Regions from separate parts of the Homo sapiens genome. Here region 2 is linked to region 1. Evidence: chromatin contacts called from ENCODE Hi-C or POLR2A ChIA-PET data. All regions are on one chromosome and are shown on one strand. Each heading gives the region's core, a stretch centred on a gene start or an enhancer-like site at or near the end of the contact. The rest is flanking DNA. Distances are from core to core; before and after follow the strand shown.

Region 1 (5,328 bases), core at 252-2,751:
CAGTGTTCTTTACTTCAATATTAAACATGAATAAAATTGTTGATTTGGGACTGTAACCCACTTAATATTTTCCATTTCATCTTTCTACAGTTTCTTGATGATCTTCCATTTGGAGAAAAGAAAAAAGTCAAATCCTTGATAGGAAACTGGTAACTCTAAAGCTGACCCAGATGGATTGCATTTACATGCAGTGCTTCCGTAAACTGTCCCTGTGAAGTAGGACTACCAATATCACATAAAAACAACAGTAGCATAATGGCCCTTTTTAAAGAAATAACCAACATACAGTTATGAATACCTATAGTGTAAAAGAGCTTCATTTTTTAGTTGAATAAGTCATATCTCTTGTATTCAGTAGGATTTACATTCTAATGGGGGAGGAATATGCATCTAAAGAAAACTAACATAAGATATATCCAAAATATATGTCATTAGTGGTCTAGATATCAAATGCTAGCTCACGCCTGTAATCCCAGCACTTTGGGAGGACAAGGCAGTTGGATCACCTGAGGTCAAGAGTTCGAGACCAGCCTGGCCAATATGGTGAAATCCCGTCTCTCCAAAAAAAAAAAAAAAAAATTAGCCAGGCATGGTGGCGCACACCTGTAGTCCCAGCTACCCTGGAAGCTGAGGTGGGAGAATCACTTGAACCTGGGAGGCGGAGGCAGAGGTTGCAGTGAGCTGAGATTGTACCACTGCACTCCAGCTTGGGCCACAGAGACCCTGTCTTAAAAAAGAAAAAAAATGGTGTTGATTTAGATCAACATTGGCTGGGGTCGTCAGGAAATGGTAAAGGAAAGAACAGATCCTTGAAGGATAGGCAGGATTCTGAGGAGTAAAGAGGAAGGGAAGAATATTATAGGTGTAACCAAAAGCACAGAAGGAACCTAGAAAACTGATTCCTGGGCCGTTGACAATAGGTATCACAAACTTCATTCTTAATCATGCACGTAATTGAATTGATCAAAGCTAGGCAATTGGCATCAAAACTAAAACTGGAGTCTTTCAGAATTCCAACTCCAGGCTCTGACAGTGTGTATTAACTTTGAAGCAAAGTATTTGTTTGGGAGACAAGAGGGAGAGGTTTGGGATAGTAGGTTGGCACTTTATTCGAGGTACTTCCACGAGTATTTAAGGATTTTTGAATCGTTTTCTATGCGCAGTGACCTGCAACTGCTTAGGTGTGGTTTCAAGGTGGTTTCTACTGCATTGTTTTTGTTCTGTTTTTGCACTTAAATTTTACACTGCACAATTATTGAACACAAGAAAATACTGACATTGCAGATTAGGAGCAAGTCCTACTGCTCAAAGGCCAAAGCGCTCTTGCCTTTGCTCAGAGCTGCTCTGTGAGATGGGTGGGCCTCTCAGTCTAGGTACTGACTGTGCCCACACTGGCTATCGACGAGAATTGACTCTCTGCAGCCACCGTCTCCGTCCTAAAGTCCCATCCAATCAGGGTTCCGCGGGAAGAGGCGGTGCTGAGAGGCGCGTACTGTGCTTGCTTTTTGCAGTACCTGCTGCGGCCGCTTTCGGCATGGAGGAAATTTATGCGAAGTTTGTGTCCCAGAAAATCAGCAAAACCCGCTGGCGACCGCTGCCTCCGGGAAGTTTACAGACCGCGGAGACGTTCGCTACAGGATCTTGGGACAATGAGGTATCGCCGCTGATAGGGACGAGCCCCTACCTCCTCCCTCTCTCCGGTTGAGCTGACCCCTGGCCTTCCGCGCGCCAACTCCCACCTTCTGGTTCTTCTCGCACTTTTAGGTCCCCCGGACCCCTGTCTCAGGCGCGGTTGCTCCGTAGCTCAGAGCCGGTGATGGCATGCCTGAGCCTCGTATCTCGTTGTGTTTTAAACTCACCATACCATTTGAGATGTTTTGGAGCAACATTTCCGGACGGGAGCACAACTTTTATTTTCCGAGAGTTGACGTTTATGTCATCTCAAGACAAAACTTTCTGTTTTACAGGAAAATTATATTTCACTGTGGTCTATTGGAGATTTTGGAAACTTGGACTCTGATGGAGGGTTTGAAGGAGACCATCAGTTATTGTGTGATATCAGACACCATGGTGATGTAATGGATTTACAGGTAAATCTGTGTAGCATCCAAAAGCTAACTTTGAAAGTCCTGAGTAATACATTTAAACAAGCAGAGCATCATAAAAGTTGTCTGGTGTCACCCCTCGTTTACAGAAAACTGAGTGCTCTGTAAGTTATGATTTGCCCAACATCATTTAGCCATTTAGTGGCAGAAAAAGGACTGGGAAAGGGGATGTAGATTTAATCATACTTTTTTATTAATTGACTGTCGACTATGTGCTAAATACCGTTTGGGGAGCTTTACAAAAATTAATTATTGTTGCATGCCAGTGAATCAAGTATCGTTACTTTGTTTTACTAATGAGAAAATTGAGACTAATATATCTTGAGCATGTACTATGTGACAGATACTGTGCAGGGGGATAACATCATTTTGTTTTTTGAATTCTCATAACAACTCCCTAAGTAGAGATTAGTGCTCCCGTTTTAAAGATTTACCACGATTTAGTGAACTTAACTTGGCCAAAGTCTCAAAACCAGTAATGAGTGGTGGGGATGAAATTGAGTTTTCTTTTTTTTTTTTTTTTCCAAGATGGAGTCTCGCTCTGTCACCCAGGCTGGAGTACAGTGGCATGATCTGAGCTCACTACAACCTCCGCTTCCCGGGTTCAAGCGATTCTCCTGCCTCAGCCTCCCGGGTAGCTGGGACTACAGGCGCAGGCCACCATACCCGGCTAATTTTTTGTATTTTTAATAGAGACGGGGTTTCACCATATTAGCCACGATGGTCTCTATTTCCTGACCTGGTGATTTGCCTGCCTCGGCCTCCCAAAGTGCTGGGATTACAGGAGTGAGCCATGGCGCCCGGCCGAAATTAAGTTTTCAAATCCTGGTGTGGAGAGCCCCTGCATTTTCCATAGAAAGCTACCTAGCCCTGGTGCGCGCTTGTAATCCCAGCTACTCTGGAGTCTGAGGCAGGAGAATCGCTTGAACCCGGGCGCAGAGGTTGCAGTGAGCCGAGAGTGCGCCAGCTTGGGCAACAAGAGCGAAACTCTGTCTCAAAAAATAATAATAATAAATAAATAAATAAATAAATAAATAAAATAAAAAAGAAAGCTATCTAGCTCTAGGAAAGATACATTTTTTTTTTTTGGAGACGAAGTCTTATACTGTCACCCGAGCTGGAGTGCAGTGGCGAGAGCTCAGCTTACTGCAACTTCTGCCTCCTGGGTTCAAGCAATTCTCCTGCCTCAGCCTCCCGAGTAGCTGGGACAACAGGCACATGCCACCATGCCTGGCTAATTTTTGTATTTTTAGTAGAGATGGAGTTTCACCATGTTGGCCAGGCTGGTCTTGAACTCGTGACCTCGTGGTCCACCCGGCTTGGCCTCCCAAAGTGCTGGGATTACAGGTGTGAGCCACCATGCCCAGACGATATTTTCCTTTCCTTTTTTTTTTTTCTTTTTTATGACGAGTCTTGCTCTGTCACCCAGGCTGGAGTGCAGTGGCTCGATCTCGGCTCACTGCAACCCCACCTCGTGGGTTCAAGTGATTCTTCTGCCTCAGCCTCCTGAGTAGCTGGGAGTACAGGCACATGCCAGCACGCCCAGCTAATTTTTGTATTTTTAGTAGAGATGAGGTTTCAACGTATTGGCCAGGCTGGTCTCGAACTCCTGACCTCGTGATCCGCTTGCCTCAGCCTCCCAAAGTGCTGGGATTACAGGCGTCAGCCACCGTGCCTGGCTTTTCTTTTTTAAAATTTTTATTCTTTTTTTGAAACTGAGTCTTGCTCTGTCAACTAGGCTGGAATGCAGGGGCTCAATCTTGGCTCACTGCAACCTCCACTTCCCTACAACCCCAACTCATTTTTGTATTTTTGTAGAGACGAGGCCTCGCCATCTTGCGCAGGCTGGTCTTGAACTCCTGAGCTCAAGTGATCCGTCCACCTAGGCCTCCCAAAATGCTGGGATTACAGGCGTGAGCCACTGCACCCAGCCAGGAATAATATTTTCCTAAGGTTTTATTGTGTTGGTCCCAAATTAAATCAATTGTGGGTGAATGTGTCTAGGAAAAAATATTGTTTATTCATGAAAATACTTTGTATGGCAGTTTGGCCTTTCAGCTTCATTAACACATTTTATTTCCTTAGCACTCATGGCTCTTTGCTTTTTAAAATTGTTATAAGATTTGCTACTAATTGAGTTAAATAAACAAATGGACTTCCTCCCTGCTAATATTTCTGAATCTTTAACAAGCAGAAATTTTCTCTTTAGTTTTTTGACCAGGAAAGAATTGTCGCTGCTTCATCAACAGGATGTGTAACAGTTTTCCTTCACCATCCAAATAACCAGGTAAAGAACTTTAGTTTGAGAAGTGATTTTTTTTTTTTTTGAAATGGAGTTTTGCTCTTGTTGCCCGCGCACTGGAGTGCAGTGGCGCAGTCTCGGCTCACCGCAGCCTCCACCTTCTGAGTTCAAGTGATTCTCCTGCCTCAGCCTCCCAAGTAGCTGGGATTACAGGCACGTGCCACCACGCCCGGCTAATTTTATATTTTTAGTAGAGACGGGGTTTCTCCATGTTGGTCAGGCTGATCTCACCTGACCTCAGGTGATCAGCCCTCTTCGGCCTCCCAAAGTGCTGGGATTACAGGTGTGAGCCACCGCGCCCAGCCAAAGGTAACCTTTTCTAATAGACATGCCTAGTTAATATAAGTCCCAGTTCATGTTAAGGGTTTTTTTGAGTCATTTAGAAAAAGCTATAGAGATTAATATTTTATTTATTTTATTTTATTTTATTTATTTATTTTTTTTTTTGAGACAGAGTCTCTCTCTGTCACCCAGGCTGGAGTGCAGTGGTGCGATCTCTGCTCACTGCAACCTGCATCTCTCTGGTTCAAGCAATTCTCACACCTCAGCCTTTCAAGTAGCTGGGATTACAGGCGCGTGCCACCACACCTAGCAAATTTTTGTATTTTTAGTAGAGACGGGATTTTGCCATATTGGCCAGGCTGGTCTCGAACCCCTGATCTCAGATGATCTGCCTGCCTTGGCCTCCCAAAGTGCTAGGATTACAGGCATGAGCGACAGCCGTGGGCCAGATATGTATATTTTAGATGTAGGTTAATTCCCATAAGAATACAAAGAGTTGCCTTTGAACATCCAACTGCTTGATCCCTAAAAGTCATTACTGTAGTTTGAGATAAATGTGGGGCATTATTAAACAATATTCCTTTTGTATCTAATTCAGTGTATATAGAACTTTGATGGCAGTAGTTTCTAGATTTCATT
Region 2 (5,379 bases), core at 2,425-4,924, 220 kb before region 1:
AAGGATCCAAAAGAAATGGAAACTCAACCCGGATACTGCTAGATATAAATAATTACAACAAACAAAGACAAAACGCAAGGATGGATGACCTGAAGGCTGAAAGGAGTCACCCTAGGAAATAACTGAGCTCCTTTGCCCAGCTTTGAGAACTGAGCCACATCTCAGACCCAGAGTCCATTGCTAGAAGGAGAGCCCAGAGGCCCTGGTGGGCTCCTTCAACCCCACAGCAACTGCAATGACTCCCTCAGCCTCCCCCAGAGAGCCAGATGGGCATTCACTCTGGTAACTGTATGCCATGAAATGGCAAATACCCAGACACTCCTAGTAGACACAGTGTGTGATCCAACCTCCTCCCAGGGACCTAAAGCATTAACTTGCTCCCCTATTACTCATGAGGTGCATTTAGGGCAAAGTAACAGATGGACACCTCTGTCAGGTCCAGCTTAGAGGGATGGGCTGGGTTCATAGACCCATTCGATGGTAATTTCACATTTCCTGGATTTCTACCGGGAATGGATAGTGTTTGTAGTTAATGTAGTAACTATTATAGGTTGTGCTGGTCATATGACCTCCCCTGTCACTACTTAACTCTGCTCTTGTAGCTGGGATGCAGCCATACACACCCTGTGATGAGGGGTGACGCTGGACCTACCAATACAGCTATTTGACCCTGGACTCCCTAAGATCCCAGAGGCATATGTGGTTGGAAAAGGTGCTATGTGGATTTCATGGCAATTGCCAACCGCAGAATCACAACAGGATCCCCTAGTGCTCAGAAGCAAGGCTGTGCCACTCACAGCAGTGAAATCCCCTCATTTAAAAGTGGCTCCTGCTGTGGTCCTGGGCCCCTGTGGAGATGGGCCTCCAGCTATGGGAGGGCAGTGACCACACAGCCTCAGAGCTGCCCATCACAGGGTGGGCTCCTCACCCTTTAGGTCATTAGGAATATAGGCCCCACAGTGAGAAGACACAGGTGGGTCTCCTGGGATGGGCAGGAGCAGGGCCACAGGGAACCAAGAAGCTGCACAAGCAGTTGGCCCCGATCCCCAGGACACTACATGGCTGCACCCCCTCACCCTTAGCTCACACCTGAGGCTTTAAGGAGGGTCCCTGATTGCCCTGAGGGACCTATGATGCCACCCAGCAGCAAAGGAGGGGCGCAGTAGGCCCAGAACCATAGGACCTCCATTCACATCCATCACATCCACACCACCCAGAAGCCACAGGCAGGGTAGGACACACTTGTGACTCTTCAACTTACACTACTTGGAGATGACACCCTAGGGGATGGGGCAGCAATTGCCAGGACACAGCATGTGCCCTCATCTGGGGTCAGCAACCTAGGACAGGGTCCACATCTGCTCTCCCTTTTATTTGCAGGTTACCATTGCCTGCTGTTGCTCTACAAAGGGACAGGACTTGACACACAGACAGAGAACTCACGGCCAGCAAGGACCAAAGTGCCTTCAGCCTTTCCTTTCTAGAAAGGGTTTGCTGACTCCTGTCTGCTTAGTGACTATTCTATATGACCCTGGCTCCCCAGTCGGAAGAACAGGCGGGTCTGGGACCCAAGGGCAGAAGTGGGCACCTCTACTCACCGGCGCTCCCAGGGTCATCGTGAGGGAAATGGGATTTCCCGTCCCCCCTGCATTAAGTTTTGTGGAAAGCCTGGGGTGTGTTTGCTGGGGTGTGTCCTCAGGCAAAAGGGGACAAGGTGCTAGTTGGTCGGGGGAGGTGCTAAGGGCCCCTTCATGGATGGGGAGGTGAGGGAGGCCTGTGTGGTGACAGGGGTGAGCTGAGATGGGGAGTGAAAGGATGCGACCTGGGTGGTGAAAGTGAATGGTGAGGGGAAGGGTAGCAAGTGTCTGGTGAGCCCCTGCGTGCAGGTGAGTGTCTGCAGCAAAGTGTAGGGGCGAAGTTCCAGGGCAGGGAGCCCTGGGGCTGCTGGAAGCTTTGTGTGGTGAACAGCAGGTCAGAGCAGAGCAGGGCTGTGGCTGATGGGGGAGTCTGTGATCGCGTCCCTGTGGAACTCCCCTTTACCCCTGTCCTGACCCCAGCTAGGGTTCGGGAATCTGGTTTCTCCTTCCCTAGGGCCAGTGGGGCTGCGGGTCTGCACCAGGGATCCCCGCCCTACCTTGCCCTCTGTAGCCTTTTGGTCCCTCCACCCTCCTGCAATTCCTTTTCAGCCTTCTTTGACACTCCCCCTGGACTGCGGTGCTAGCAGCAGCTGCAGGAAGCGGACTCGGCGGAAAGGAGCCCCGGAGGGGAACTGAGTGCCTTCAGCCAGGCACGTTCGGGGAGACAGCGATGTTCGGGGAGACCGCGATGTTCTGGGGGATCGCGATGTTCGGGGAGACCGCGATGTTCGGGGAGGCCGCGATGTTCGGGTAGACCGCGATGTTCTGGGGGATCGCGATGTTCGGGGAGACCGCGATGTTCGGGGAGGCCGCGATGTTCTGGGGGATCGCGATGTTCGGGGAGACCGCGATGTTCGGGGAGGCCGCGATGTTCGGGTAGACCGCGATATTCGGGGAGATCGCGCTGGTCCACCCAGAAGCCTCCTGGCCTATGGGGCAAGCAGCAGCCGCAGGAAGCGGACCCGGAGGAAAGGAGCCGCGGAGGGGAACTGAGTGCCTTCAGCCGGGCATGTTCGGCGAGATCGCGATGTTCGGGGAGATCGCAATGTTTCGGGGGATCGCAATGTACGGGGAGACGGCGATGTTCGGGGGTACCGCGATGTTCGGGGGGACCGCGATGTTCGGGGAGACCGCGTTACTCGGGGGGACGGCGATGTTCGGGGGGGATCACGATGTTCGGAGGGATCGCGATGTTGGGGTAGAACGCGATGTTCGGGGGCATCGCGCCGGTGCTACCAGAAGCCTCCTGGCCTGCGGGGCAAGCAGCAGCCGCAGGAATCAGACCCGGCGGAAAGGAGCCGCGGAGGGGAACTGAGTGCCTTCAGCCGGGCATGTTCGGCGAGATCGCGATGTTCGGTGAGATGGCAATGTTCGGGGAGATCGCGATTTTCGGGGAGACCGCGATGTTCGGGGAGATCGCGTTGCTCGGAGAGAGGGCGATGTTCGGAGAGGCCGCGATGTTCGGGGAGACCACGATGTTCGGGGAGACAGCACCGGTCCTTCCAGAAACCTCCTGGCCTGAGGGGCAAGCAGCAGCCGCAGGAAGCGGACCCGGCGGAAAGGAGCCACCGAGGGGAACTGAGTGCCTTCAGCTGGGCATGTCTGGGGAGATCACGATGTTCGGGGAGATCGCGATGTTCGGGGAGACAGCGATGTTCGGGGGCACCGCGATGTTCGGGGAGACCGCGACGTTCGGAGGGACCGCGACGTTCGGGGAGACCGCGATGTTCGTTCAGGGAGATCGCGCCGGTCCTTCCAGAAGCCTCCCCTCCTCTGAAACCCGCTGCAGTCCACAACCTCCCAGGTTTGGCCCCCGCCCTGCTTAGGCTACATCCCCGAACTCACCGACCCATCCTGCCCGGGACCAGCCAGACAGCAGGTGCAGAAGCGGGAGGCACAGAAGGAACGCGGGGCTGGCGGCCGCTGCCATTGTAGACCTGGAGCTCCGTGGACAGGAGGCGCTGATGGTTCCCTTCGAGGCTCACACCACGGCTGTTTATAAAGCTGCCCAGCCCGGCCCGCCGCGCGCAGGGATACACTGGGCGGGATCCTAGGCATGCACTTTTTTGGGGATGCTCCACCCCGTCACGCCCCGGGCTCGTCATCTGACAGCGGCCTGGCTGACGCAACTCTCCCCTCCGACCCGCCCCCGCGGCTTGGTGGCGGCGTGCGCGGGCCCCGAGCGGGCCAGGACGCCGTTCCTTCCGTTCCTTCCATGGCCCCATCAAATAATTTTTCAACACAGCATTTATCATTACCCCAGTGTAAACACTGATGCACAGGAAGATGAAGAAACTTGCATAGGAATACTCAGTGGCGGCGGTGTCTCCCTGTCACCGCCTGCGCCAGCGACACCCGCCCTCCCTCCGCCTGCAGTCGCGAAGTCCCCGCCCCTCTCCGTCCAGGGCGCAGCCGCTTCCCCATTCCGGAGCGAACCTTTTTTGCCTCTCCACTAAAAGCATGAGGTGGTCTTTGAGTATATTCTATATCCCTTTATGACTTCTGGAAAAAAAAAAAAAGAAAAGAAAGAAAGCCCTAGAGGGCTACCGTGATCAATCATGATGTGATCAGTTGTGTTTCCATGGAGAGCAGAAGCCGAGGGAAGAGTCTACGCATGCGTGGGGCTCACTTTGCTACACACCCTTCTGTGTCTAACAACACCCAAATCCGTGGCTGTATCTGCACCTCGGCTCAGTCCCTGGATGGTCCCTGCAGCCATCCTCAAAAGGGACGCCCGAGTGCATCCTCCTCTGAGTCACCATGAAACCATCTAGATCTGCGGGTAGAAGCCAGAGGGAGGTGGAGGGCCCAGTGGCTCTTGGCCGCAAGGGAGGGCTTAGCCTGCAGTAAGGACTGGGCAGAGCCCCTGAGTCCCACTTTGCCCCCAGCCACTCAGCCCATTCCCCAATGAATGAGAAAAATAGGCACAGACCTCCCACTCCACACAGTCTTCATGTGGGGAGACCTTCACCTGGTGACCATCAATCACCAGGGTCCTGAGGCTGTGGGAAAGGGGAGGAGGCCTGGACCAAGCCCAGGGCCTGACTATGCTTCAGGACAGGGACATGGGATGGCAGCCATCTCTGTGACTGAGCAGGGACACAGGAGCCAAAAGGTTCTGGCCTGATGCACTAGAGCCTCTGTCCAGGAGGGGCTACATGAAGGGTGGTCGGCAGGACAACAGTCACACGGGGGTGGGCAGTTCTCAGATTTGGGAGGGGAATAGCTTGGTGGGCCCAGGGATCTGTGTGTGAGAAAAGCCTCCCATGTACAGGGCTGGGGGCAGGAGCTCAGGTTAGTCCTAGGAGGAGGCCACTGGGAAGTCCCTGGCAGCACCACCCCTGAGGCCGGGTGACCTGGGCCAGTGACTGCGGGAACAGGAGGAAGGCAGAAGGAGGCTGGCAGGAGAGCCCCAAGCAGGACAGCCAGGTGACAGGAGGAGGGGCCTGTGTGCACACCTGGGCCCTCCTGCCTCACCCCTGCTGCAGGCATCCGGCCACTAGACTCAGGCCTGCCCAGGATGGGCATAGAAGTGGCCCAAAGGTTATTGTAATGGCCGGGATCTAGAGATCATGCATTCAGATATGGAAGTCAGCTCATATTGTGGCTGAATATTCCTGTGCAAGCTTCTTCAGCTTTCTGGGTGTGGATGTCCGCATGTGGAAAATGACAGATGCTATGAACACAGATGAAATGAGCAGATTCTACAAAGAACCCTATCCTTGCACATGCTAAGGACCCA

Evidence for each region. A loop is a pair of places that touch in the nucleus more often than their neighbours do. ChIA-PET counts read pairs that join two places held with the same protein, here RNA polymerase II (POLR2A). Pooled maps may share reads with other maps.
Region 2: a loop to region 1 is called in a pooled map, with 15 times the contacts of the local background. The contact joins the promoter of ULBP1 here to the promoter of NUP43 in region 1. A Hi-C loop is called at or near these places in 7 of 50 pooled maps. POLR2A ChIA-PET finds 5 or more read pairs at or near these places in 3 of 52 experiments (H1, PC-9 and WTC11).

What each region holds. Positions count from the first base shown.
Region 1 is chr6:149,742,702-149,748,029 of GRCh38, reverse strand. It overlaps NUP43 (nucleoporin 43), which reads left to right and starts at 1,501. Exons shown (of 8, transcript NM_198887.3): 1 at 1,501-1,654; 2 at 1,968-2,090; 3 at 4,315-4,392. The coding sequence starts at 1,535. RefSeq lists an enhancer at 1,132-1,191.
Region 2 is chr6:149,962,238-149,967,616 of GRCh38, reverse strand. ULBP1 (UL16 binding protein 1) reads right to left here and starts at 3,674. Exons shown (of 5, transcript NM_025218.4): 1 at 3,483-3,674. The coding sequence starts at 3,567. RefSeq lists enhancers at 1,718-2,257, 2,799-3,338.